Regions from separate parts of the Homo sapiens genome. Here regions 1 and 3 are each linked to region 2. The links are chromatin loops, found by intact Hi-C in ENCODE. Cell type or tissue: sigmoid colon. All regions are shown on one strand.

Region 1 (8,000 bases), 530 kb before region 2:
TGGGTCTGGCTTCCTGGGTCCAGCTGAACAGCTCTTGAGCTGGGGCTGTTTGGGAGATCTCTGTTTCTGTCTGCGTCTCCTAGTCTGTTCAAAGGAGCAGTGGTTTGGGTGTCCCACCAAGAAGCCGCTTTCCCACACGGGAAAGGAAGAGGTCTGGGGCAAGCAGATGGGCCTGGGTCGCTCCACTTGGCATAGGCCCATCCCTGGAGCTCTTGGGCCCAGAGAGACCTGCCTCCACCCCATCTCAGCCAGGATGTCCTGCAGAGCTCAGACCCCCGGGAGGCCCCCGTGACCTTTGACGGGAGGGAGCACCCAGGCAGATCGTGGGGAGCCCGGAACAGCTCACATGGCACAAACTCCCCCTGCACTGATTCCCCTCAGCTTGTTCCACTTTCAAAAATAGCTAATGAGGAAATTAATTTTGTCACCCAGATGTATTCAGTAAAAACATGTCAGGGAAAGACAATTAACCTCTGTGCTGATAAATCCTTCCCAAATTAATGAAGTTAACATTTGTAGATATTGAGAGATTCATTTGGGGAAAGAGGCCCTAAATTACAGCTTCCTCCAGGCTAAGAAGGGGAGGTTGAGGGTAGAAAGAAAGGAGAGAGATAGAAAGACATGGAGCAGGAGAGCAAAGACAGAAATGCACACACCTACAGGGAGCATAGTGAGGCCAGGACAGGGAGAGAGGAGAGAGGGTGGGGGCTGGCAGAGAGACACAGAGAGAAGGAGACTGAGGGAGAAGGAGCTGGGCTCAGTGGGAGCCTGGCTGGGGCCCTCCCGAGCATTTTCCATTGGTCCAGGCATTCACTTGCAGTTGACTTGCAGAAGACTCAACAACTTCAACCAGAGAAAGAAAAGAGCTGAGGTATTTTTAAGATGTAAAATTTTCGGTCCCCCCTTGGCCTGATGTCTCTCTGCCTAAGGTCTCTGGATTCCTTTCTCCCTGGGAGCCCAGGCCCTGGGAGCTGACTTGCCAGCAGAAGGGGCTGGCTGGCTGGATTGGATCTTTCTGAAAATGTTCAGCCTGGGGTCCTGTGTTTCCCTGAGAGCAGCTGAGTCCTGGCATCAGCAAGTTTAGCCTGCCACCCATGCAGGAGCCCCCTTCACTTTCTCCCCTTTCACCAAGAGCAGTCACGCCCCTGAGGCAGTATCTTACAAGAGGTGAGTCTCTGCCTGAGTTGGACCCTTTGATCCTAGGTTAAGACTGGCTTGAAAAGACAGGAAAGCTTAGGCCACGTGGACAGACAGGTCAGGGGGTGTTGGCAAGCTGACAGTGATGTGGCAGGGCCCAGGGTGGGAGGAAGGGACAGCCCAGCCCAGACTCGTGCTCTCCCAACCCTCTGCAGCCTCAGCCCCATCTGAGGAGCCCCAGCTTAGAAAGCAAGTCCTACTCTGCTCCTGGAACGGAGATGAAAAAGACAGCTTCCCAGGAGACCTCCAGTTTTGGCGATGTCAGGTTGAATGGCTGAGGGGCCTTGTGACCTCCTGAGTTCCCATCACGTCCAAGACCGGCAGGAGTCGCCTGCAGAACTTCACTGCCGTACTTCTCTCCAGAGGGTGTGATGTAGCCATCAGACCCTAGCCAAAGGGGCTGCTTTGCTCTTGTCTGTTTAAAAATTATGCTTTTAATAATCTCTCCCAAGAGTGTGACAGGCAAACAGGCCTGGAAGCAGTGATGATTTCAAATCCTGCCAAATGACCGATTCTGGGAAGTAGGGGTCAGGATGTGTGGGGGCTGGTGTTGCTGTGTGGAGCCTACCAGGAGGCCAAGAGGCCAAGAGGAGATGGGAGAAGGACCCTGAGACACATGGGCTGTGCTTCTTTCAGGAAAACCCAGGGTTGATGACAATGATCAGCAAACACGAGGGGAGGGAGGGGAAGCCTGGTGCCCAGGGCCCCAAGACATAGCTGGAGTCTGGCCTGGGCCCCATTTGGGAAAACTCAGAGGGTTGGAGGAGGTGTCTGGGGAAGAGTCAAGGGTGGGAGATGACTGAAGTCGGGGAGGCCCTGCCTGGAAAGGAGAAAGCTGCCTGCTTTGTTTCTACACTTGAAAAAATGCCAGCCAAGTTAGCCTCACAAACACTGTGGGCACAGACGGAAGAAAACAAGATATTAGGTATCTGGAGCTGGATTTTTCCGATGACCGGGTGCTTACTAATCTAATCTTCCCAGGCAGAGTGACGAGCTTGCAGATTGCAGAGAGTGATAGATGTTACCTATCTTGAGTTCAGTTGGGCCGTTGCTCTTCGCTGCGTGACAAACCTCCCCCACCCCCAAACCAGGAGCTAAAGGGAACATTAGTCCTGTTCTCTGGATGACAAGGCGGAGGACCTGGGCCTCCACGGGCCATCACATATAGCAGGGGCTCAGAGTGATGTCTTGGGGGCCCAGGCCTGTGTGATGGTGTCATGATCTCCAGGAATGGAGAACAGATGATGTGTGATGTTTTGCAGAGGACATCCAATGTGGGTGGGAAGGGGTCTGCCCAGGGAGGAAGGATCTGGACTCACGGGGCTGAGGTGAGGGGGGTCAAGTGCCCTGCAGGGCCAGAGGCACTGGCCGGAGGGGCTTGCCCAGGTCCTGGCTGGTTTGGGCCTGTTCGTCTCATACCTTCCCCAGGCCTGGCACTGGGCTAGGATGTGGATCTTATTCTGTCTCTCCGAGGCAGCAGTGGGGCGGGTACTGCTGGGTGAGCCCAAGCCCGGGGCTGCCGCCGACTTCAACACTGAGCTCTCAGCCTCCCACGTGCCTCCCGCCCCCTGGGCCGCTTCCCCCAGAGATGAGTAAAGGACTGAAAAATTAGAACCAGGAGGGAAGTTTGGGGGAAGGTGAGGCTGCAGGCTGGTGGTGAAGTCTGCAAGCACAGGAGGATTACGGCTTTTTACACGAAGGGTGTTGGGTGGGTGGTTCTCTCTCCTCTGCTCTGGACAGAACACAGGAAGCTGGCTTGGATGGCAGCACCGAGCCTTCGAGCTGGGGTAGGGAAGAGATCTTGCCAGCAAGGGGCAGATATGCAAATGAGTTACTAGTAAACCTCCGTGTGTGGAAGTCTCAGAGATGGGCTGGTGATGCCTGGTAGCCGTGACCACCTGCAGCAGAGTTCCAGGATTTCTGCAGGGACCACTGTGGGAGCCCCCCGGGCTGCGTGAGAATCCCCACCAGTCACTGAGTCAGTCCAAACCTTGGTGTCCCTATCTGTGTATTGACACAAACGTTTCTGCTCATGAGACTGCTGTGAGGATTGGAGAGATACTGTGTGTTTTCAGATCGAAAGTACCACACACGTGCGACCCTCAATGCACACACGTGCACACGCATGGACCCTGGCAGATGCGCTGGGTCCAGATGAATCATGGAATGTGCTGGGGTGTGCTCTGCTCCCCTCCTCAGCCCCCTTCCTCTCCCTGGACTTTCTCGAGTCAGAGCAGAGATCCTCTGGGGCTGAGTTCAGTTGCATGGAGCCAGGGGAGCCACAAGGGCCTGGCGCTCTACGCCTCCCTCCTGGGCTTTCTCCCCCAGGCCTGGGAGCGGAGGAGACATGGAAGCAGCTGGGTGGATCCAGCCAGAGGTGAGAGTATAACCAGCAAAGCAGCATTTGCAGGCTGAGATCTCCTCCCCCTGCTGCAACTTACTGGGAGCGGGGCCTGTTGCACAACCAGGCCTGCCTGGACGTTCACCAGGAGCTTACCCAGAGGGTGGCTGGGGGCCCAGGACCTTTCTGGCTGCAGTGGCTCCAGGCCTGGGCCACCCCTCACCCGCTCAGCCTGGACCTAGGCCCTGCTGGCTTGGCCCCATCTCGGGACTGGCCTGGGCTGGGGTGGGGCTGTCCTCTGGCTCCTGTCTTTGCTGACCCTGCAGGCCAGCCCTTGCAGCTGTAAGGGGTTAATTAACAGTCACGCCGGGCAGAAGGGTGGTAACCAAAGGGGAAAAAGTGGGGAAGTGACAAAAGTTGAAGAAATCTCACAGGGCCCTCACAGCTGGGGGCTCTAGTTCCTGATTCTCTTGCTGAGACGGTGCCTGACGGCAGCCCTTGGCCTCTGCCTCCCCTTCCACCCCCGCCAGTGAGGGTGCAGGTTCCCCTCCCGACACATCCCCCCAAGCACCCCTGACTCAGCTCCTTCCACAGCCTGCAGATCCCGCAGCGGGTGGCTGTGGGGCTGGGAGTCTGGTCAGGGGTCAATTGCATTTCCTCGCTGGTCTGCCCTGGATGCTTCCTACTCAGAGGCCGAACATCTGAGTCTCAGGGAGGTCAAGTGACCAGCGGTGTGCCTGAGCTCATGGCCAGTGGTGTGGCTGGGATCCAACCCCCGCCTGCAGTGGGGCTATGCCGCCGAGTTCCTTACTCCTGAACTCTGCAGAGGGGTCTGGGGAATGGGCGAGAGGGTCCACAGCCAGGAAGGCTGTCATGCACGCAGTGGAGCTTTAGTGCGCCCTGTCCTGTCCGGGGTGGGAACCGGTGAAGGACTTAACCTGACAAGGGACAGAAGTGCCTCCCCACGAGAACTCGTCCCTTTGAGCAGCCACTCATGGACCCAACAGGATAGGAAGCACCTGCAGCCCTCTCTGCAGGGAAGAAGCCCTGACTCTGGGGAAGAAGGCCTCCCTTGGGTCTTCTCTTGGGTCCTCTTGCTGAGATTTGGACCCAGGGCTCATGCCCATTAGCCTGGGAGTGTCTCTCCTGGTCCTCCTGCGTGTCCTGTCCTGACAGAGCGGACATGCATTTCTCCAGTGTGACCACATCGGGGCTGAGTTTAAAAAGCCAAGTCCCATTTCTAGCTGGTAGTGTTGAGAAGGAAGCCACATGGGGTGGTGAGGAGGTGGGTGGAAGAGGGGGGCCTGGCTCCTGTGGGAGGACTGCTGTCCCACTGTCCACCTCCCCTCCAGGTCAGCCCTGGGTCTCCCTCCTCATCCTCCTGAGCATTCTCTCCATGAATAAGGGAGGTGATTCCAAGAGGCCCGTAGCGGGTCCTGGGGCAGAGGCTTCGAGTTTAATTTTATCGTGAATACATTTGGTATCGTAATGAGAAAGCACAGTAATAATGATGATGGTAACAAAGTCATTCATTCAACATCGACTGCATGCCACAGCACACCCTAAGCTTGGACGCTCTGATATAATCCTTCCCACAAATTTAACATCCCTAGTACTGATGAAGACGTTGGGATACAGAGAAACGTGCTGAGTTTCCACGGCTGGAGAAAGGCAGAGCTGGATTTAAACCTGGGGCCTGGAGCCCCATGCTCGCCCTTTCTCTATGTGGCTCCTTAAACCTGTAGGTGATCGGCTCCATCCTTCAAGACCACACTTGGGGTTTGTCAAGGGTAAAGTAGGTTTATCATCTTAAAGCTCTGCTTTGTGCTAAGGCTAGAAAAAAACCCGATTGCTCACCTCAGAGCTTACAGGTGAAGAAATCACCATTTGCCTATTCACGCGGGGCCAGGGAGATGGTGGAGACACCCACAGTTGAGGGGCTGTGAAAAGAGAGGCTAACTCTAGCTCAGTAAGTTTTTAGCCAAGTGACCTTGGGCAAAGTCCCTAATCTCCCAGAGCTCCAGTTTCTTCACCTGTAAAATAGGTGTGATAATAGCTTCTGGCAGGATTTATGAGTTTACATGGCTGCCACAGCATGGTACCCTGAACTGAGTGACGTCAACGACAGAAACGTATTGTTCTGCAGACCCAGAGTCCAAGATCAAGGTGCAGGCAGGGTCGGTTCCTTTTGGTCCTGGGAGGGAGACTGTTCCAGGTCTGCCCCAGCTCCTGGTGTTTTGCTGGCTGTCTCTTCCTGATTTCTGCCCATGTGGCTGTGCTCCTGGGGGATAAGACAGAGTGTCACAAAGTGGCCTGTGCTAGGCCAAGATGTTGGCTCCGTTGAGACAGAACCATGTCCTGTGTGCTCAAGCACAATCTATATTCCAGACCTCTGGGGAAAGGTGGGGAAAGAGATGGGTGAATGCTCTGGTTTCTCTCTTTAGTTGACGCTAGGGTAAGGGCCATACCCTCTGTTTGGGCCAGATTGGGCTGCTGGGCTGGGAGTCAGCTCTAAGAGCCACAGTGTGGGCCTTTCCCAGATCCCTCGTGGAATGGGGTGAGCAAGCTGCTAAGCTGCTGAGCACAGTGCTGCCAGCTCTGCGCTCCACCAAGCTCATTTTTATCCATTTCATTTTTACTTGGCAAATAATAATTGTCTGTATTTATGGGGTGCAATGTGATGTTTTGATACATGTTTACATTGTGAAATGATTAAATCAAGCTAATTAACAAATCCATCACTTCACAAATTTATTTTTTATACAGAATGGGGACTATAATAAATAAAAGATGCATTGCATATTTCGCAATTGCTAAAGCATAGTAGATTTTAAATGCCAGCTTCACTCTCTGTAGTCCGGTATAGACGTGGCCCCCCCCCATGCCCTTTCAGTAACAAAAACATACACACACATGCATGGATATGGAGCTCTTTAGACACATGACCGGATACTTGAAGGGCTGCTACTCTTTGGGACAATGTTGGCTGTTTACTGAGCTGTGAGTGAAGATGCTTACAAGATGATCAATGTGCTGAAGAAATTCCACTTTGCACTGGGGTGTAGCAGGCCAGCCCAGCCAAGTGCAAAGAGCTGATATCGTATTGGGAGCATGCTATGGTAATTGTGTGTGTGGTGGTAGGGGGCCTACTAAAGTTAGATGGGTAGAGCCATGGTGATACTTCATTTACCACCTCTGTAATCTAAGAACAGAAGCTATCACATGTCTATGACATGTCAGACACTGCTAGCATGTTCTTACAAGGGAGGTTATTATTCTCATTTCCAGAGAAGCATCCAGTCCTCAGGACTAAGTACTCTTAATGTCTGTTGGTTTATCTGTTCTTTGAATAGATCTTTTGTCCATGCATGATTTTACATTGTCATGTTAACTACCGGTTTACTGAGTTATGAAGATCTTCCAAATGTTGACACATTTCATTGTTCAATATCCAGAAGCCGCCATAATTAATATCAGCATCAATCTCTGTGGAAAAGTCTTGGAGTGCTCTCAGTCAAGTACAAGCTTCCCAAAATTCTAATTTTCACTTGAAATCTTAGATATTGTTGTTGACAATAAACGCTGTCAGTTGTTTGCCTTGAATGAACAGGCCTACTTTGTTTATTTTCAAGAGGATGTCTGCCAAATACCTAAGTCTGAAGAAATATAGTTTGTCAGTTGTCAAATAAAAATGATGATGCATGAAAAAAGTGGCTAGTTTAGCTTGTAACTCACATAAGTGCTTTTCCTGTAGTCAACTTCTCACTTCAGAGCATAGTAGAAGGGTGTGTGTGTCCTTCCCATCTCCTCACACAGAATATTAAAAATATGTCATCAAGTATAGAGACATAATGAAATTAATGCTTTTTCCTGCTTCATCAAGTGCATTCTTCAGTGAAACTGATGTGTGTGGCAGGGGAGATTGCAGTGACTGTTAATATGGTTTGGTGCCACTGCCCGTTTCCTTGATTTGTGCAGTTTCCTGCACTGTTGCTTTTGTACCATGTGTGCAAATGTCGACACAGGGGAAAAGCAATATGCTCCCATTGCTCTCTCTCTCTCTTTTTCTCTCTCTCTCCTTTCCTCTATCTGTCTGTCTGTGCCTCTGTCTTTTTATTTTTAGCCCATTCTTTCTCATTCTTTCAGCCTACACCTCTCTCTGTCTCTCCATTCCTTTGTGTCTCTCACTTTCTTGAACTGTCTCCCTCTGTGTTTCTCTTTTCCTGATCGTTGCCCCGCGTCTCCTCTACCTCCTCCTCCTGCCCTCTCTCCCGGTGCCTGGATGTGTGTGGGACCCTGTGTGGGTGTGCAGATGGCACGCACCATGGCGGGTTGGGGGGGGGGGGGCACTGGTATAAAAGATCTCCCCTACAAATGCAGAGCAGTACACAGCCCTCCGTCCAGAGAAATCCTTTTCCTTTAGAAACTCACCAGCCCAGGACCCCCTAGCATTCAGGAGCCA
Region 2 (8,000 bases):
TAGCTTCCTGTCTCCAAGGGGATTTTTTCCCACAGAAATATATTGCTGATTGGATGTTGCCTCTCTAATTTTGGAGACCATATGTTCTAGGTATTCCGGGAAAAATCTGCATTTCAAATCCTGGATCCATTGTTCCCAAAAGCCATGTAAGAATCCCAACAGAGATAGGTCCCTCTCATGGATATGTCCTATGTCCCAGGGATACCGCTCAAAGCATTTTGTGGCTGAAGACATTTAATCTTTCATAGAAACTCCTGAAGAAGATGTTATTGCTATTATAATCATATGTATTTGGAAATGAAGACTTTGAAAGGTTCTAACTTATTCAACATTTCTCAACCAGCATGTGGCAAAGTTCTGAAAGTCTGTTATTCTAACCAACATCCTACCTTGAGGAGCAATGATGTTCACCTGTCTGGTTGCCACAACTCACGTCCTTCTGTGGGCAGCAGAGTTCCAAGACGTTCCCCAAGATCTCATTTTCTGGAGGTGCATGTCTCCCGTGACCCCCTCTTTGGATTGCCCGCAGAGCCCGTGAAGATGGTGTTATCACTCCTGTGATTACTTTACTGATCAGGTGACTTTGAGTCAATCAAAAGGTAGATTATCCAGGTGTGCCTGATTTGATCAGGTGGTCCCTTAAGGAGGCTTAAAATGACCCTTTCTGAAGTAGAGTAATTGGAAAAGTAAGAGGGTCTATGGGTGGGGTCACCTGGCAAGGAACTGAACTCAGCCTCCATGAGCTCTGGCCACCAGCTGACCTTTAGCAAGAAAGCAAATCTTTCTTTGGTCAGTCTCCACAACAGGACGAAGCTGGCTGAGCCCTTGCCTTTGGCCCTGTGAGATGCTGACCCGAGTATCCAGCGAACACGTGCCAGAGTCCTGACCCATGGAAACTGAGATGATGAGTCTGTGTTGCTTTAAGCCACTGTGTCTACAGTAATTGGTTAGACAGCAATAGAAAACTAATAAACCTCCCTCTTTTTCATTTACCATCTTTCTTTCCTTCTGTCCACAAATATTTATTGATCATTTATTCATCTATTAGAACATGTGCTAGGAACAGTAGCTACAACGGCCAGCAAAGCCAGATAAGTTCTCTGCCCTCACGTAGTTTATAATATCATGAGGGAGACAGACATAAATCAAATAACATGGATACATGAAAAGCTGCAACTTAGATGACTGAGGAGACCCCCATAGCACCATGACAGCTTGGTCTAGCCAGAGAGCATAGGAAACATGTTCCTCGTTGCATTAGCAATTAAGCAAGAGCTGACAGATGAGCAGTAATTGCCAAGGCCAAATTGAAGGGAAGGACAATGCAGGCAGAGGGAACAGCATGAACAAAATCTCTGTGGAGGCAAAATCATACAAGTGCAAGGGACAAAAAGAAGGTCCTCTGACTGCAGCTTGGCCACTGGGACAGGAGATGAGGCTGGGCTGGTGCATACAAAGCCTAAAAGCCATATGAAGTGCGTTTCCTTTGTAGGAAGAACAATGATGTCTTAGTCAGTTTGGGCTGCTATAATGAATTACCATAGATTGGGTGGCTTGAATGACAGACATTGATTTCTCACAGCTTTGGAGGCTGGGAAGGCTAAGATCAAAGTCCTGACAGATTCAATGTGTGGTGGGTCTGCTTCCTGGTTTGAAGATGGCCTTCTTTTCCTTGTATCCTCACATGGTAGAGGCAGTAAAGAGAAAGGAAGCAAGCTCTCTCCTGTCTCTCCTTATGGGGGCACACATCCACCACGAGGTCCCCAACCTCAGAACCCATCGCCTCTCAATGCCCCCACCTTCTAATACCATCCCATTAGAGCTTAGGGTTTTGACATATGAATTTGTGGAGGACACACACACATGCCATCCATAACAAATAGAAAGCCAATTACAGGAGAATGTCAAGCAAAAGGAATGCAGAAAGGCAGGAAATGGGCAGAACAGTGTAAAGTAAGTAGTATAGACCCCAGGAGAACAGTGAGCCTCTACCTGAGTGATGGCACAGGGAAGGAGAAAGGCGGGTCAGGGGGCAGAGAGGAGGCAGGGTGTGTGGTTTGGAAACTGATTAGATGAGTGGAGCAAGAGAGAAGGGTAGCCAGCTTTGGCTTTGCTGTCCTTAGAGAATTCAGAGGAGGAGGAGGAGGGGGAGCAGAGGGAGGAGGAAAAGAAGGATGGAGGAGAAGAGAGAGGAGGGCAAGGGGAAGCCAGGGGAGGAGGAGAGGAAGGAGTGAGGGTCATTGGAAGGAAGGGGCAAAGCCTGGTTTGTCCCTCCTGGGGTGAAGGGTGGAACTGTCACACATATCTACAGCCAAAGGCACAATCAGGAACATTTACTACATAGCAGAGGTGGCTGAAATGATGACAGTGAATGGAATCTTGGATGATGTGAAAGCAGAGAAAAAAGGCCAAGGACAGAACCATCTGGACAGCCTCCATATCTTTCTCACCTCTTTGGGTGACTCAAATTTTCTGTTTCAAAAATAAAGGAAAAGTGGGTAGCATGTACTTCCTTTCATTAAGTATCCAATCAATAAAAAAATTGAATAATAAATAATAAAAATTATATGTATAGACTATAAAATAAAATTTAAATAGTTTGAATTTTAGAGACTCTGATGTGATATAATAAGAAATGAGGCTGTATTATAATGACCTTGAGATAAGAGAAGGACTCAGATACATTATTACAGATTTAAATTGGGTGCTTTTATGAAGTTTAAGTCAATGATGTAGCCAGCTGTGGTCAGAGGACCTATGATTGTACTGAATCTATGATATACTATTGAGTTTGTTTGTTTTTAGCTGAGATTCAATGTATTGTTAATTTTTCCTTCAAGCAAATCCGGCAGATATAGTTTTATTTTTCATCTGAAAATGAATGGAAAGATTTTGTACTTTATGGACTCATCAAATTATATGAGAAAATTTACATTTAGAAATACAGGGTGTGTTGGCTTATACCTGTAATCCCAGTGTTTTGGGAGGCTGAGACAGGAGGATCACTTGAGGCCAGGAGTTGAAGACCAGCCTGGGCAACATAGCGAGACCTCGTCTCCACACACACGCACACGCACACACAATAGATAAAAATAAAGGCCGGGCGCGGTGGCTCACGCCTGTAATCCCAGCACTTTGGGAGGCCGAGGTGGGTGGATCATGAGGTCAGGAGATCGAGACCATCCTGGCTAACAAGGTGAAACCCCGTCTCTACTAAAAATACAAAAAATTAGCCGGGCGCGGTGGCGGGCGCCTGTAGTCCCAGCTACTCGGGAGGCTGAGGCAGGAGAATGGCGTGAACCCGGGAGGCGGAGCTTGCAGTGAGCCGAGATCGCGCCACTGCAGTCCGCAGTCCGGCCTGGGCGACAGAGCGAGACTCCGTCTCAAAAAAAAAAAAATAAAATAAAATAAATAAATAAATAAATAAATAAAGTTTTAAGAGACACAGTGGCTCACATTTGCAGTCCCAGCTACTGGGGAGGCTGAGCTGGGAGGACTGTTTGAGCCCAGGAGTTGGAGGCTGCAGTGAACTACGATTGTACCACTGCACTCCTGGGAAACAGAGCAATAAGCAACAACCTGTCTCAAATAAAAGAAAAAAAAGAAAAAAGAAAGAAAGAAAAGAAAAGAATGCATTTTTATCCAGAAGATGGCGTGGTCAGTATCACTGGAGCCTGTCATTCTACCCAGATCCTTTCCCCAGCATATGTTAGATTTCCATTTGGATTCAGGCAGAATGAGTTCAAATCCCAGCTCTGTACGGACCATCTCTGTGACTCTGTGGAAATTGTTTATTCTATAATATACTTAACTTCTCGGGCTGCTTGTGAAAATTACAGGGGATAAAGTAAGTGAAGTGTCTGGAAAGTGGTGGTTAATTGGTCAGTAGTAATTGCCTTCCCTGGTTGTCAGGGGTCACCCTTTTTTTTAATCTAAAGGGGATGATCTAGACTCCAGTTCTGGGTCTATTTTCCCCCCAAATAAAATCCTATCCTCTCAAGAAGTAAAGTAAGAGAACAGTGAAAGTGTCGATGTCTATAATATTACCTAAATGTCTCCTGGGATACTGTGAATGGAGTGAGGGAGTTCATAAAAAATTCTAGCATTTCATTCATTTTCAGCTGCTGTCTCTGATATATGGAAGGCTGTAATTTCACAAGGAAGTGAAACCTTACCTCCTACCAGGTGTCAGTATATTTTAAGCAAAGAGATATTACAACTCGGGAATTATTGAAAACCTATGTTCTTTCCCTGCAATTGCTCGAGGCAGATTTTGAAAGCCACATTTTGAAATCAGCCTATGACGTCATCAGAACTAGCTGTAATCGAGGTGACACAGTTGATGACTCTCTGGGTAGGGCTGGTGTGGGAGATAGTGATAAACATTTGGCCTGAAGAAAGCTGGAAGACAGATCTATTTTTAGATTTTTATTATGCAGTTTTATCTTGAGTCTCTTTAAAATTGTGCAACTCTCAACTCTCCAAACAAATGAACATTTCATTGCTCTGTATTCTAAAACAATTTCTTAAAAACTTGCTTTCTGTCTTTTTCTCAGCTCTCTATCTCTCAAAAGATTAAAAATCAGAAGGTAAATTGCTTGTGTCCTTTTCATGCACCCAATTTCAGCTCATTTTAAGTGTTTAATTTACTTAAATAGCCTTCAATTCATCTTGGAACTATTTCGACTTAGCAAGAAAATATAAGAACATATACGATTTACTGCCGTAATAGCGTCTTGGAGAGGTATGTAGTGTGTGTGTGCACGTGTGTGTGTGAGTGTGTGTTTGTCTCCCCCAAGGAGCAGCAGCAGTGCCTGGTATTCACTCTGTTCCTATTTTTGTCTTTTGTCATCACTGCTGTAACTGAGCCCACTGTCATCTGGTAGGAATATTTACCCGCTGGATCTGACTTGGCTGGGTAGCGGTGAACACACATCTGGAGTCTAGACTTGGCGGCTCTGTGGGCAGGCTCGCAGCCCAGGGCTCCATCAGCCCCAGGGCTCCAACACTCCGGCGCCCTGCTCTGTTGACATAGCTGGTGGGCTGCCTCATCAGTTTCAGCTGCCTGACCCCCTGGTCCCCCAGCCTCCCCCATCCCTGCCATATCCCAGCTCTGTGCACTTTGGAGAGCCACCAGAGGAGCGCCTCTTCTGCTTCCTTCTGCGAGCCCCCTCTACTCAGGATGCTTTGCTGGAGAAGAAGGGAAGGAGGAATCCACGTTAATGTGAAACCTGCAGACAGTGATTCTGCTTCAGAGATAAGGGGTTGCTTTGGATGGGAGAGGAGCTCTGATAAAAGCACTAAGCGTAAGAAAGAAAAAATCTGATGGGGTAAAACAGATATATACCTTGGAATATATGATTTGGGTTTAAATCTTATACCCAGCTGTTACACCAGATGTGTGGCCTGGAAAGTCTTTGAGGCTCAAATTCATTATCTATAAATTCAGGGGAAGAGTGATGACCGCAATAAGTTGTTGGGCAGGATACAAACCTGAATAAAGACAAAAGGTCTAGTTCAATGTCTGCCTTAAAGCGACAAATAAAAATCAGTTCCCTTTTTCCTGGTCAATGTTTCATTTACACAAGTCAGAGTGATTCTTTGACCCAAGGCAAGCAAAACATCCTTGAGATTTGCTGAAAATAGAGGGCGCTTGGGGGAAACATTCATGTGAAATGAGAAGTTTTTGAAAAAGATCCCACAGCAATATCTGCTTTTAGATAGAAGGTAACAGAGACAGAGGCGATCACATTCTTGTGGCGGCAGCATTTCCCATGTGGGATCTTGTTTTCTCTTGTCTATTTTTATAAAATGATACTAGCGTGAGGCTTTGATAATGGGTTGGTGACTTCTATAGAATGAGGCTGAGCCCCCTGGGAGTTGAGGCTCCCCTGAAACGTCAATTTTGAGATTTGAGAGATTCTTAATACACATGCATTGGTCTATGCGTTAACAGCAATGGGTTCTTAGTGTATTTCCCTCACAAGGAGGCTAAATCACACTGTTTACAGTTATTTGCATATGTGTCTAATCAGTTATATCTGCAATAAAATGATACCTAAATCAATTTCTTGCAAAAAGAATTATTTGGATGTCTACCCAGCAAACAAAAGTGTTTGAGAAATTATAAGTTTCTTTTGAAAGTCTATTTTATTATACTGTGGTTGGCAAACCACGGCCTGCAGCCCACAGACAGAAACTGTGGATCTGCATCCAAGCCTGAAATATGTATCCTCTGGTTCTTTACAGAAATGTTTGTTGATGCTTGTAATTGTATAAATAAATAACAATAAAAAGTGTAGTTTTCTCTTTTAAAATTGGGAATACCTGTTGGTACTGTGTGACCATGGTATTTTCTGGTTTACAATCCATCCTGCATGCTCATTTTACTACAGTATTATGAGTGTGTGGGGGCTGCTGTGACAGAACACCAATAGACTGCCTGATGGCTTAAGCAGCAAACGTGTATTTCTCACAGTTCTGGAGGCTGGACAGTCCAAGTTCAAGGCCAATTTGACTCCTGGTGAGGGCCTTCTTCCTGGCTTACAGATGGCTGCCTTCTCATGGTGTCCTCACGTAGAGAGAGGAAGGACCTCTGGTCTCTGTTTCTTTTCTTTTTTCTCTTTTTGAAATAGAGTTTCACTCTTGTTGCCCAGGCTGGAGTGCAACGGAATGCTCTGGGCTCACTGCAACCTCCACCTCCCAGGTTCAAGCGATTCTCCTGCCTCAGCCTGCAGAGTAGCTGGGATTACAGGCGCTCCCCACCACACCTGGCTAATTTTTGTATCTTCAGTAGAGATGGGATTTCACCTTGTTGACCAGGCTGGTCTTGAACTCCTGACCTCAGGTGTTCGCCTGCCTCAGCCTCCCAAAGTGTTGGGATTACAGGCGTGAGCACCACACATGGCCTTTCTTTTCTTATAGATTCTAACTCATCAAGGAGCCTGGACCTCATGACCTCCTCTAAATCTCATTTCCTCCCAAGGGCCCTATCTTCAAATCCCATCACATTGGAGGTTAGGGCTTCAACATATACATTTTAGGAAGAAGGGGAATACAAACATTCAGGCTGTAACAATTACACAGTAAGTTATTTACCATGGTGTAGAAATCCCTTCCTTTTCTGATCTTAACATAGCAACTTCATTCCATGGCACTCACTTCTACCCGCCTCACGTTCCAGACAAATGATGAGGACTCACAATAGTCTATGGGAACATAAATGGGGAAACAGATAATTCTGTCTGAGGCCACCAGAGACATTTAAGTGAAAAAGAGTATATATGACTTGGGCTTTGAAGAATAGCAGATAAATAGGCCATGGGTGTTCTAACCAGTCAAAGCAGCACAGCCCAGGCCTGGCTAGAGGCATGAAATGCTATAATGTGCTCCAGGGAACTGAGTCATGCCCAAGAGCAAGAGATTGGGCATGTGAGGCAAAGCTGGATTCACAGATCCACTCTATTACTGACCAGACTAGTGTCTTTGGGAAAGTACTTAGATTCCTAAGTTTAAATATTCTCACCTGTGAAATGGGAACAATAATGGCATCTGCCTTCTAAGGCTGCTGTCCTTGTCATTACATATGGTATCTCCACCATGATCCTCCCTCATTTAAGCAAACTCAACTCAAAGAAACATAAACCAAACAAGTCGCCAACCCAAACAGAAACCCATCTCCATGCTTGTTGCCACCTGCTGGTCAAGGCCAAACTCAAGGAGGTCTCCTTGCACTTTGGAATCCTGATGATAATACTGTGTAGTGCAGTTTGTCTTAAAAGAATTATACCCCCTAAAGCAGCTGAAATCACAGTCAGCAAGCTCTCTGCCTGCTACTTCAATACAGATGTATGCTTGTTGCTATAAGGAGACATTTGACCTTTAACAGTGACCAGGAATCAAAGAGTTTTGATTTATGTTTGGTTTGGGTTTGGTTTAACCACCTATCATGTTCCAGTTTGTTGACTAGTAGCGAAAACCTAGCAGGTTAACCAGACTAG
Region 3 (8,000 bases), 570 kb after region 2:
GGAGGAAGTTGGGGCTAAGATGGGTCAAATAGGTTGCACCTGGTTTTACACCTAATCAAGATCAGAGCTGGGAGGTAAACCCAGGTCTACTTTAAATACCATTTTCATTCCAGGAGGAAAGATATCCATTCACTTATTTATTTAATCATTCAGAGAGTATTTGGGATCCTACACTGAAGGGTGTTTTGTGATAAATTCAAAGTCAGAATTTCTTTCCAACACTCATTCTGCAGTTAAGATGGGACACAATGATCGAAAACAGGAGAACATGCTATATTTCCCCATGCTTCAGCCCTAGGCACAAAGGTCTTCTTATAGACAGAGCTCCACTGGCTCAAGTGACCCATGAACACAGGAAAAGGAATACAGTGCAGTGAGCTAATCCCAGACTGATCTTATATATCCATCCTATGTCTGAACCACTTAATTTTTTTACTCAAATAAATCAACAGAGTGCAGAGTCAGCCTTCTGTGGGCATCTCTAGAGTAATTAGAATAGGTTCTAAAGGCTCTCTTTGTCTAACTTGGTGTGGAGGCATTGCTGACACTTTACCGTGTGATAACGGGCAAGTGACAGCCACAGACTCATCAGTTCACACATCCCTCACCTGGTATTTCTAAAGCCGTTGTACTTTTTTCTCCTATTTTTTAAAGAAATGTTTTATCATAAGAAATTTGGCGTGTTCAGCTTTTAAAATTTTTTTCTTATGCATTTGTCCAGAATGAAATCCCTTGACACTATCACATTTGTCCCAGACACAGCTTTTGGACAAAATAGCCTTTACAGATCATTCAGAGGAATATTCATTGAGCAGTAAGTGAATTACAGTCAGTCGAAGCTTGCATAAATTACAGCTTCTGAGTGAAGGAAATAAGAAGAAATACATGATGAAAGCTGAGGCACATCAAGAAGCCCATCACCTAAGATTATTGTATCTCATGACATATTCCCCTAAACATGCTTCTCTTGGCTTCCCCTGTGCCATAACATGTATTCTATGAGAAAATGATAATAATTCTTGATTCCTCATGCTGACCTCCACATTTCACAGGTCAAGTAATGTTGAACATTTTAATTCCCAAAATTGCCTTCAATACATCCTTTCAATGCACTATCTCTCAACAGAGCAATTGAATTTTATTCTCCACCTACCCCAACATATGCACACACATTTGTCTCTATTGTCTTTGTGGTCAGCCCTTCACCGTTGTATTGGCAGAAGAATCTTCTACGTGACAAACTAATTGAATCACTGCCTTGGTCAAAGTCCTTTAGTAATTCCAAATTGATCAAAGCATAAAATCCCCAAAAGTGAAAAAATGTCCCCACATTCTGTTCAAATTGTCCTTCCATCCTTATTCCCAGAACGTTAATGTTTTAAAGAAACCAAGCTGCTCGCTCTTTCTAAAGCACATCCTGTCCTTTCACTGGGCTTATCCTGAACGGACCAAACAGAATGCTCTTCTTTCTCTTCCCCACCTGCCTGAATCTGGAACTTTTTTCTGTTTTCTCAGGTTGAGTTAGTTCTGCCCACCTTTGAGTATCAACACTTGACATATGCCAACCACGAATGGTCCTGACACCCTGATGGGAATGACTCTCCTGTTTGCTTCACTCACAAAAAATGAGCTCTTCCATTTAAAGGGCCATTTCACTTTCAGTTGTTATTGAAATATTTCATTAAAAATATTTTTGAATGAATGGATGGATGAATCTTGAAAAAGTTTGATTAAAATATGGTGCCAGCAGTCAGTAGCAGTTATGTTAGTTGGGGAGTGAGTCAGAGTATTGAAGGTCTCTTCCACACGGTCCCTACATAGTGGTCTTCCTGGCCTTGACCAAGCCTCCCATCATCAAGGGGAAATTCTGCCATTTCTTCATCATCATTTTCTTATCTGTAGGCCCTAGTGTCTAATGACATCGGATGAACCAGATGCTTAGTTTCTCCAGTAATGTTTTTGTCCTTTCTTGAACAAAAAGTTGTATAATGTTACTTAATCATATATGATTTTTTAAAAAATTGTATAATATTACTTAATCATACATGATTTTCTTAAAAATCATATAATGTTACTTAATATACATTCTTTGTGATGGGACAAAAATGGCAACTTTATTAGAGGAAGAGTTAATGTAAAAACCAACAATCTATTCTAGTTGCAATCCTCATTCAAAAATTCAAATCAGCTGATAAAATTGACATAAATTTTCAGATGTAAAACAAAGACATCTTCATCCTCTTAGTCTCCAGATAGATATCACTCGCCTGGAAAATTTTCTCTGACTCCTAGATTTGGGAGAAACTCACTGCTATGAATTGTCCCAGCACCCTGTTCTTACCATGCGACTCATAATAGCGGTAGCTATTTATTTCTTGTCATCCTTCCATACCTATCTAGGAACTCCTTGGGAGAGGGACAGGATCTTCCTAACCACTGTATTCCTCATGCCTAGTACAGTGATGGCACCCAGCAGAATTTCAGTAATAGGATTTAATGAAAGAACAAATGAATAGAGTTTGCTGGTAGAAAACAAGGCTAATTTTCAAACTTTCCCTGCTGACATGAAGAAGAAGGTATTTTCTTTAGCACCAACATGGTTTTTTTTAGCGCTCCCCAGCACTAAAGTGGAAATATGACAATGTACAGTTCACAGGAAGTAGATATTTCACACTATGATTAGTCTTTTTGGGTTGTTGACTGAACCAATCTTAGGACTTTAAAAGTCATAGGAATGCTGTAGCCCTATAACCATGAGTTCATGGCTGGCTGATTAGGCTCCTGAGACTAAAGCAACAGACACACAATCAAACCTCCTACTCTTGCTGCCTAAATTTTATTTATTATTTTTATTTATTTATTTATTTATTTATTTATTATTTTTTGAAACAGGGTCTTGCTCTGTCACCCAGGCTGGAGTGCAATGGTGTGATCTCGGCTCACTGCAACCTCTGCCTCCTGGGTTCAAACAAGTCTCCTGTTTTAGCCTCCTGAGTAGCTGGGATTAAAGGCGGCTGCCACCACGCCTGGCTAATTTTTGTATTTTTAGCAGACACGGGGTTTCACCATGTTGGCCAGGCTGGTATTGAACTCCTGACTTCAGGTGATCCACACACCTCACCCTCCCAAAGTGCTGGAATTACAGGTGTGAGAAAACATAAATGAAAACTGCAGTAAAGTAAACAAAGCAAAAGTGACAATAAGGAGTTGAAGGCAGCTGAGAGTTGAAAGTGTCCTGCAAAAGTCTCAAACTTTGCCGTTTTACTCAGAGAACTCTCTAGAGCCCTGGTCTAAGGTCCAGACAGACATGGTATTATCTGACTTTCTGTTCCCAAATCCCATCTGATTACGTTGCAGCCTCAGTTCTTTATCTGCTTCCCAGCCTATGTGGGTTTAGTGAATGACTGGCTCCCTGAAAACCCATCAGTCCAGATAGTGCCTTTCAGGGGAACCTCTTTCCTCCCAGGCTTGCACAGTGTATTTCAGCTGGGATGCCTCCTGATGACTCCCTCTGGCTGGTTCTGCTACATTCGCTCACTAACCTTTAGATACTCATTCATTATTAATGCAAAAGTGAGTGGTCATTGCCGAGTTGCAGTGGAAAGTCACACTTAACTTTCAATGCCATCTTCCTCTATTCCTGAAAGATGCTATTAGAATTAGGCAGGATGTTATAAGCTGAGAGAACAGCAAAGGAAAAGCATTTGCCTGCCTTCCAACCTCTCATAGCAATGATTAGAACACATTAAGGATTCTTTTCATTCTAGTAAGTATTTTTCTAGGTTTGCTCGAAGACCTAAATCAAGTTAGGGTAGGTTTTCGTAAGTGCCCGTGGTTTGGGCTGAAACCGAAAACTGATTCAAATGATGCAACTATTATGAAAGTTTTTCTGTAATAAAGTAATCATAAAATTGAAATTATGAAATGACTAGTGTTCACTGCCTTTCCATTTTCCAAGTAATTATCTGACGCTTCTGGGGTTTAGCAGATTTTTCTGCTAAATTTTTATTAAGATGAAAAAAGAAACATTTGTAAATAGCACCAAAGGTAGGATGTATTAAAAAGATACAGAGATGCTCAAAAGGCACTGAAATAAACTCTGTTTAATTTCTACTGGGGTCTTGCAAGCTTTTGGACACCCGAGTCAAATATTAAAACAACATTAGGGATTTTTTCTTAAGTTCAGAAACCCCCACCATCTAAGCAAAACATTTAAATTCTATTTTGGCCTTTGTTAGAGTTGGAGCATCATCAAACAGTACTTTTTCTAATCTGACATTTTAGAGGTTGGCAAATAATGACCATGAGCCACATTCAGCCCACTGTCTGTTTTTCTAAATACAGTTTTATTGGAGCACAACCACACCCATTTGTTTATGTCTTATCTGTGGGTGCTTTTCACACCTCAATGGCAGAGTTGAGTAGTTGCAACAGAGACCATATGGCCTGTGGAGCTGAAAATGTTTACTATCTGGCCCTTTACAGAAGAAGTTTGACAATGCCTGCTTTAAATAAAATATGCATTCTATTAGCTGGAGCTAGGCTTTTACAGATTATTAAAATATAACTAAATCCAATCCTTAACTTTCTGAGCTGCCATTACTCCCAAATATATTCCATTTGTGGCTGATAAAAACAATGTTTTTTTATTTTCTTTACCTCTCAAAAAATGCACTGAAGAAAACCTAACATATCAGAAGACCTGTCTATGGAAAAATAGGGGGAAAAGTCTCCTAAGAACAACCTCAGAGGGTTTTTAGAAGAGCAAACATTGCCCAATTTGTTCCCAACCAGTCCCATTTCTGTTGGTAAAATAAGCTCACAGCTTCAGTCATTACTCTTTGGGCCAGCAAGATCAAAGATGTGTTTATGTGAATGTGCCAGGGAAGGAGACAAAAAGCAGAGGTTCTCCACCATGGCTGCATATTGGAAGCACCTGGGAGATGAAGACAGTTCGAAAGCCAAGTCCCTCCCCAGGCCAATTAAATCAGAGTATGTGGAAATGTGGCCAGGGCAGCAGAATGTTTTCAAATTCCCCAGGTGGTTCTCCATTGCAAATAGAACTGAGAGTCGCTGGGTTCCAGTAAGGAAGGGTGCTATATGGAACAAGGACGTCACTTAAATTTGGGGGTTTTCCTTTCCACTGTAAAATGAGAGGGTTGAAATGAAGTTCTCTGAGGTCATTCCCGTCTGTGATTATAAGTGCAGTTCAATTGAATTAAGTTAATTTCCCCAAAAGAGGAAGCATGGAGCATTTTGACACCTTCTGTTATGAAGAAATATGTGGAATGGAAAGTGTTCAGAGCACGAATGGGTTCACTGCCGTGGGAACATGGGAAAGAAGGCTTGACGGTATTTCTGCTACTACTCTGTGGTTCAGTACTTCAGAAAGAAGAGAAGCCAGAACTTCTCTGGGACCTGTGTCAGACGCATGCTGTTACTCCTGCTGGCCTTTGCAGGCACCTCCAGTTCTGGTGGTTCACTTTTAGTTAACAGACAATAACCGAACACATGGTCTGAGGCTCACACTGTGCAGAGAGAGGGTGAAGCTTCTCAAGGGTGAATATTTTCTCTAGAGGAAAACAATGATGGGATAGATTCTGGTTCTGCTGCTTACCAGCTGTGAAAGATGGGATTTATTCATTCTCTCTAGACATCAGTTTTCTCATCTGCACAATAAGAGTAATAATCATCTCTCTATTCTGGTATCCTACAGAGGATTAAATAAAATAATGCATCAGAAGGCTTGGCAAAGTGTCCACCACAATGTAGGCTAAACAAAGAGTATATCATCATTACAATCATTTTCATTATTATTACTGTAATCATCATGATGTATTGGCAACACACAAGTGAATCAAAGGTACTGGCTACCAGTGATTTTCAATTTGTGGTTACAAATGACACCTAACAGGGCTGACTTTGTTAATATTTGAGGGGCTCTATAATAGTAAGATGGGAAGGTGTCTTTCTGTATAAAATACCTCAGACATTACGAGGGAGCCAGGCATGGTGGCTCCCGCCTGTAATCCCAGCACTTTGGGAGGCCAAGGCAGGTGGATCACTTGTGGTCAGGATCTTGAGACCAGCCTGGCCAACATGGTGAAATCCCATCTCCAAAAACACAAAAATTAGCCAGGCGTGCTGGTGCGTGCCTGTAGTCCAAGCTACTGGGGAGGCTGAGGCAGAAGAATCACTTGAACCCAGGAGGCGGAGGTTGCAGTGAGCTGACATCATGCCACTGCACTCTGGCCTGGGTAAAGGAGTAAACTCCATCTCAAAACAAAACAAAACAACAACAACAGCAACAACAAGGCTAGCAAAGGGCAGCATGTATGACAGGCAGGATGCACACTAACTCCCATTCCCTCCCCCACTGCAGAATGTACAGCATCGCATGTGCAGATGGTTATTACACAAGTGTGTGTCCATAAGCAATCTAGGGTGTATTTTGAATGCTTTTAAAGCTTCCTATGAATAGTAGCATATTAAATGGATACTGGTGAAACCTGGATTTTCACTCAACATTAAGTTTTTGAGATTTATCCATATCAACACACGCCATGCAAGCCCACAGGTTCTAACTGCTATATTCTATGTCACTTTACGATTTTGCCATGATTTATTTATCCTTTCTTATGTGGCTGAATATTTGAATCATTTCCATTATTCTGTATTACAAAAAAAGAAATGTTGCAGTGTCCATTTTACATGTTTCCTTGTGTACAAGTGTGGGAGTCTCTTAGTGCGTTTACTGAGGAGCTTTATCACACAGAATACGCCCATCTTTAAATTCTCAGTCTCCTTTCCGGGCTCATTGTTATCTCCTGGATTTTGTAAGTATCGGTGTGCCCCACAGCTCAGTTCTTGCATCTCTTCTCTTCTCCACCTGCATTTAGGTAATACCACCTGGTTCCATGTCTTTAAATACCACCCAGGATTACTATCTCCAGTCTGGACATACTTCCTGAAGTCTGGGTTCATACATCAACTTGCTTACTTAGTATCTTTGTAGATATCTAAAGGGACATATGACGGACATTGTAAATGCTCGCCAATGGGGTTTCTCTTCCAGGCACACAGACTGCATTTCTCATCGCACTTTCACCAACATGGGAGAATGTGACTACTTCTTGTTGAAAAAAAATAAGAATGTACCACTTGTCTTTGGTTCCCTGGGAAATCGAGTCACAGATTTGGTATGGGAGGTTATTGGGCCAGCCCTTCAGGAATTCACCTGTATGGGAGTTAGAGGTGGAGATCTGGGCAGAGGGAAGACTTGAACTGAACTGTGATTCATTTCCAGCAGAGCCTTAGCTGATCCCGCAAGGGCCCTGGAGGTGAAATCGCATCTCAGAATTGTTCCAGATGGAGGCATGAGCTGTGTCTTTTTCCTCCCATGTCAGCCATCATTAGAAGTGGGCAGCTTCTAGGGAGAGGACATTTCCTTGTGCTAGATGGCTTTCTTTATCTGAGAAATTTATGGGGAGGGATGTCCCGGGGAGCCACCCGACACTTCAACAACAGGGATAATAAATACCTCAGACCTCAGGGGGAGTGATGAGCAACACACCCCCACATCCACTGCACACTCCTAAGCTGAGGTGGTAAAAAAGAGCCTGCTCAGTTTTCAATCTTGTACTTCATTCAGCAATGAGTGTGAAGACCATGAATGGCCCCCATCTCAAATCCTTCAAGGAGCTACAAGGGCTTAAGTCATCTGAACCTGTATCACTTCTCCAACCTCACCTTGAACCATTCATACTTATCGTTCTCCAGTATAGAATGACCCCCCACTCCACTCAGCTATTCACTAATTCCCTCACTTCTTTCAAGGCACTGCTCAGATGTCATCTCATTGTTATGAGCCCTTCTCTGATCACCATCTATTTCAAAAAATATATGTGAATAAATTTATTTTTTAAATTATTTTCCAGAGCATTCATGTCATCATAAGACACATTACAAATTTATTTTTAAACAAATAAAAGACTAGCCCC

Evidence for each region. Peaks named below come from ENCODE experiments on the same cell type or tissue, not always from the same donor. Only the 100,000 strongest peaks of a DNase experiment are listed, where the experiment ranks them.
Region 1: a loop joins it to region 2, with 2.3 times the contacts of the local background. A loop is called at or near these places in 3 of 110 quality-filtered maps.
Region 3: it touches region 2 in a loop (3.0-fold over the local background); 5 of 110 quality-filtered maps call a loop at or near these places.

The regions. Positions count from the first base shown.
Region 1 is chr2:8,530,961-8,538,960 of GRCh38, reverse strand. No RefSeq gene overlaps it. Among named protein-coding and RNA genes, the nearest start is that of LINC01814, 49 kb to the left of the region's middle. RefSeq lists cis regulatory regions at 1,093-3,285, 3,308-4,310. In sigmoid colon, no CTCF peak of the experiment used is centred here; DNase peaks (open chromatin) are centred at 2,660, 3,680 and 4,110; H3K27ac peaks cover 954 bases.
Region 2 is chr2:8,000,763-8,008,762 of GRCh38, reverse strand. LINC00299 (long intergenic non-protein coding RNA 299) reads left to right here. Exons shown (of 9, transcript NR_034135.1): 9 at 4-992. Among named protein-coding and RNA genes, the nearest start is that of LINC00298, 28 kb to the right of the region's middle. In sigmoid colon, no CTCF peak of the experiment used is centred here; DNase peaks (open chromatin) are centred at 4,342 and 4,942.
Region 3 is chr2:7,433,715-7,441,714 of GRCh38, reverse strand. All of the region lies in intron 4 of LOC100506274 (a long non-coding RNA gene), which reads right to left. Among named protein-coding and RNA genes, the nearest start is that of LINC01871, 290 kb to the left of the region's middle. In sigmoid colon, no CTCF peak of the experiment used is centred here; a DNase peak (open chromatin) is centred at 4,924.